2 separate regions of the Homo sapiens genome follow, and region 2 is linked to region 1. A link is an interaction called in ENCODE POLR2A ChIA-PET data of the cell type or tissue named here. Cell type or tissue: PC-3. All regions are shown on one strand.

The links. Peaks named below come from ENCODE experiments on the same cell type or tissue, not always from the same donor. Only the 100,000 strongest peaks of a DNase experiment are listed, where the experiment ranks them.
Region 2: POLR2A ChIA-PET joins it to region 1 with 5 read pairs; 2 of 35 experiments call an interaction of 5 or more read pairs at or near these places.

What each region holds. Positions count from the first base shown.
Region 1 is chr3:111,873,479-111,875,978 of GRCh38, forward strand. All of the region lies in intron 1 of PHLDB2 (pleckstrin homology like domain family B member 2), which reads left to right. Among named protein-coding and RNA genes, the nearest start is that of PHLDB2, 15 kb to the left of the region's middle. In PC-3, no CTCF peak of the experiment used is centred here; a DNase peak (open chromatin) is centred at 1,153; H3K4me3 peaks cover 403 bases; H3K27ac peaks cover 1,864 bases.
Region 2 is chr3:112,089,458-112,091,957 of GRCh38, forward strand. All of the region lies in intron 1 of C3orf52 (chromosome 3 open reading frame 52), which reads left to right. Among named protein-coding and RNA genes, the nearest start is that of C3orf52, 4.3 kb to the left of the region's middle. In PC-3, no CTCF peak of the experiment used is centred here; no DNase peak of the experiment used is centred here; H3K4me3 peaks cover 802 bases; H3K27ac peaks cover 1,400 bases.

The DNA of each region.
Region 1 (2,500 bases):
AATAACATCAGTGTCTTATACTGCTGAGTCAAAAGCCAAACCTTTGAGTATTCATTTTGACATGAGGTATTAAACCCTTCAATTCTTTACTGTAGGAGTAAATATTTAAAATGCAGTTTGGGTGTAAGTGCTTAGCTTTTTATTCTGCTTAGTGACATCTGCCCTGGCTTGCTTTCTGGGTTGCTGTGTCTGCATATTATGGGAATACCCTCAACTTAGTTCTGTTTCCCATTTTGTATATATTTCTTTCAAAGCAAAGTCCTTCTTTCTAACTGGCATTAATTCTTGTCTATTCTAACATCTCAGATTTTTTTTGTAGCCACACCTAAACACTTGAAGGATTACTGTCCAAGTTAAATCACTTTTAGGGGAGGCATGCTGCTTGGACCCAGGAGGGCATATCTTACATGGTGGTGGAGACAGAAAAAGATTTAGAGAACTATAAGCGAGAAATACACGATTATTAAATATAGTTCATACCAGGAGACTTACAGTCCTAGATTTTAAAAAACGGTGTTATAGAAAATAATGATTTTTCCTATATGGATTTGCTTTTTAATTCTATCAGAGATAGGATGTTTGTTGGATGTACCAGTGGTCTGACCTAATATGGGCTTGGAAGTTTGTTTACATCCTTTAACTCACAGAATTTTAGGTGTGCAAGTGGCTTTATGCTACTTTTGAATAATACCAATCAGATTCCCTTCCCTTCAGTGGGCTCCTTCATCATTTCTTTATACTGCAACCTCCTCAAAACTACCACTCTCACTGGATTCGCCCCACTCTGTGTTCCTTTTCCTGTCAACCAAATATATTTAGGCATGCATAGCAATTATTTGTTCATAAATGTGTTTTTCCCTTTGTACTCTAAGCTATGTAAAGGCAGGAAATGATATCTCTTACCGTATGTCTCCCAATGCCTAGCTCAGAGCCTGATTTATATTAGTTACTTAATGAAGATTAGCATCCTCATAGTAACAAAGAAACCCCAAATCTCAGGGGCTGCAGACAATCTTGTGTTGACAAGGACCTTGTTCCATGTCCTCATTCAGGAGTGGGGGTTAACAAAGCCTCTGCAAGCCTGGATGAGGCTAGTTGTCCTAGCAGGGGGGTGGGAAATGGTGACTGCTGCACTGACTCATGATGCTTCAGCTTGGAACTGGCAAGTTACTTTCTCTCATATTTCATTGATCAAAGCAAGGGACATAGCCACACCTAACCTCACAGAGATGAGGAAGAGCAACCTCACTATGTTCCTGAAAGGAGAAGAACTGGAATATTAGTGAGTAACACTAATGCCTGCTAAATAAATGTCTGATAAACAGTAGGCATGGATTTAATGAGTGAAGTGCCTAAAACTACCCATTGAGATTTTTAATTTTTTTCCCTGTACAATAAACAGAACTACTCAAATATGGAAGTAAGGTAGCTACATTCTAAAAAACAAGAATATTAATATTATCTAAGCTATTATTCAGCAAACATCTAGAGACTTTTTATAACAATTCTGTTAGCTTTATTCATATCAGAGAAATATTTGATTTTGTAGTTTTTCAGATGCATAAAGAGTGAAACAGATAAATTCATATGATTAATGTTTTTGCCAGAGTCATTTAGAAGACTTGGAAAAAATGTTGCAGTCTTCAATATTTATATATTAAATTAGTCTGATCAAGACTGTTTTTTTTTGCAATGGAGTTTTGCTTGTTGCCCAGGCTGGAGTGCAATGGCACAATCTCAGCTCACCACAACCTCCGCCTCCCGGGTTCAGGTGATTCTCCTGCCTCAGCCTCCCAAGTAGCTGGGATTACAGGCATGCACCACCATGCCTGGCTAATTTTTTGTATTTTTAGTAGAGATGGAGTTTCTCCATGTTGGTCAGGCTGGTCTCGAACTCCCACTGTTAGGTGATCTGCCTGCCTGGGCCTCCCAAAGTGCTGGGATTATAGGTGTGAGGCACCACGCCTGGCAAAGGAGTTCTTTAACCTTTTTTGGAAAAGTTAATATCTGGCTTGAAAATTGGGCAAGAGCTAAGGAAAAAATCAACTTAAAATGTTTAATTGGCAAGACACAGTGGCTCACACCTGTAATCCCAGCACTTTGGGAGGCCGAGGCAGGCAGATCACCTGAAGTCAGGAGTTAGAGACCAGCTTGGCAAACATGGTGAAACCCCGTTTCTACTAAAAATACAAAAATTAGCCAGGCATGGTGGTACACACCTGTAATCCTAGCTACTGGGGAGGCTGAGGCAGGAGAATCGCTTGAACCTTGGAGGCGGAGGATGCAGTGAGTCGAGAATGTACCGTTGCATTCCAGCCTGGGCAACAGAGCAAGACTGTCTCAAAAAAAAAAAAAAAAGAAAGAAAATGTTTAATCAACTTTAAAATGAAGTGTTGCTACATATTCTAGTATTTTATGGTAAGTGAGTTTTTTTTTCCTGGTTGTCAAAATGGTCCAAATGTATTATATAAAATGTAGAAAATATGAACTAGTATGAGAG
Region 2 (2,500 bases), 220 kb after region 1:
GGCGGAGGTCGTGGTGAGCCCAGATCACGCCACTGCACTCCAGCCTGGGCAACAAGAGTGAAACTTCGTCTCAAAAAAAAAAAAAAAAAAAAAGATTTATTTCAATGAGCTAGCTAAAAATTAGCTCCATTGCCACGTGTTGTTCAGTTTAGGACAAGAATCAACTGGCTCTTTTGTGCTTGGATCAAACAAGTGGATTAAATCCCACAATGAGTATTATGAAGAGTTTCCTACCTGTAAGAAAATTTTCCCTGATCTATATAATATCTGCTTCTGATTGAGTCAAAAAGAAGAAAGGCTTTTTAGATGTAAGAGATAGGTATCCTGCCACTGTTGCAGGATCCTGTGTCATGTATTTAGACCTTTATCTAAAGACGGATGTAAATATCCGGGGAATGTTCATAGGAAAGCCCTGAAAATTCTTGAGCCATATAATATGATCACAGAATATAAGATGCAGATTGCAAATGTAAATTATTAAGCCATGTAAAACAATAATAGAATGTAAGATGCAGTTGCAAATATCTCCGGAAGGCACCTTGCAGAAGAATCTATGTGTGGCCTCTCCTCACGATCTAGAATTTGGGCAAGAGAGATGAAGCCAGTGAAGAAGGCAGTGTGTCTTCATGATCCAGTTTTGAGGCAAGACTCAGATGGCACAGGTAGCACACACCTACTGTGTCACAGGCTCTTCACCCTCAGGGCACATTGGAATCTCCGGGCGTTACTTCTAAAAGATACTAATTCCTCAGCTGATTCTAATGGGCAGACAGCTGAGAAGCACTGTACAGTCTATTGTTTGGCTGGGAGTGTCTGACAGTTTCATGTGCTTTTTTTTTTTTTTTTTTTTTCATTTGAGAGAGTCTCACTCCTGCCACCCAGGCTGGAGTGCAGTAGTATGCTCATAGCTCACTGCAGCCTTGACCTCTTGGGCTCAAGCGATCCTCCCACCTCAGACTCCTCAGTATCTGGGACCACAGGTGTAAACCGTCATGTCTGGCTATTTTTTTATTTTTATTTTTTGTTGTGACAGACCATTTTATAATGACATAAAGTCTGTGAATATTAATCATGTAAGGGATAGCGCTCAGCGGTCTTCCTCTTAGAGCTGAGGACAGGTCAGTGAGGGCACTAGGCTACAGGAAGAGGCATTTCCTATAGATGACGGCTGTAAAATTTTAAGCTGAGTTCCTCCAGGAAGTCATAGAGTAATTAGTGGTTTTTTTCAACACACCAGAGTCCTAATTTGTGATCTCTAAGGGACAGCATAAATAAAGGCATGAGAGGCCAAGGAGGTGCATTGACACTCATTCTATGGCTCATTTGAAACTAGATATTTCCTTTTGTGCTAATCTTTATGGGTCCCAGCTGCCTTTTATGAGGGCTGAAAATAGCACCAGGGCTTTGGCCTCAGGAGCTCTGTAAATGGGGAGATGTTTCTGTCCCCTGAGAAACTGAAGATTCTTTGTACTGGGATGTCTTTTTCCCGTGTGGCTTCCCCTGGCTTTGAAGCAGTTCTGCAGGTTTTGAGTGGGGATGAGAGGTGACCCTATCCCTGGATTCCAGAAATGCACTTAACTCAAGAGGGATTTCCTCTGTCAAGATATCCCTAGGGCCTTTAAGTGCTCCCCTCGCACCTCTGACAGGCTAGGCCTCAGAGTCAGTGTAAAGTGCACTTGGGAAATCCAACATTTGTCCCCTCATCTAGATTTTCTCAAAGTCCATTCTTAAAATTTCTGGGAGGCCTCTACAACTAAACAGCCCACAATCGTTAAATGTATATTACTTGTAGAAGGCACAGGTGTGGAATATAAGAACAGGGCAGTTTAAGAGCACCCCTCCTCTATGTGGTTTCAGTTTACGCAGGAAGATAAGGCCAGGCTCTGTTTGTTTTTGAACCTGAAACCGGACAGGGCAGTCAGTGGCAACAGCAGATGGGCTATGTGGACAGCTCAGGTATTGGAAGATCTCACTAAGGGCAGGTGGGGAGGGAGGCTTCCACCAAAGGGGAGATTTGACCTAACTCCCGAAAGGTGGGAGGCCTCAGACCAGAGGTCTGCCATGGCCTCCTCCCACCTCCCTTACAATCTGGTCCACTAGGTGCAGGTGGGGCCTAGGTATGTGTCAGTTAAAATCCTTACCCAGTGATTCTGATGTGCAGCCAGGCTTGGGCACCTCTAATTGAGAAGGTTGGAAATACAGTCCAAGTGTGGACTGACCGATTCGTTTTCTGATGGCCAGCACCAAAATAAGAATGGCAGAGAAGGCCAGTCGCGGTGGCTCATGCCTGTAATCCCAGCACTTTGGGAGGTTGAGGCGGGAGGATCACGAGGTCAGGAGATCGAGACCATCCTGGCTAACACAGTGAAACCCCGTCTCTACTAAATATACAAAAAATTAGCCGGGCGTGGTGGCGGGCGCCTGTAGTCCCAGCTACTCGGGAGGCTGAGGCAGGAGAATGGCGTGAACCCGGGAGGCGGAGCTTGCAGTGAGCGGAGAT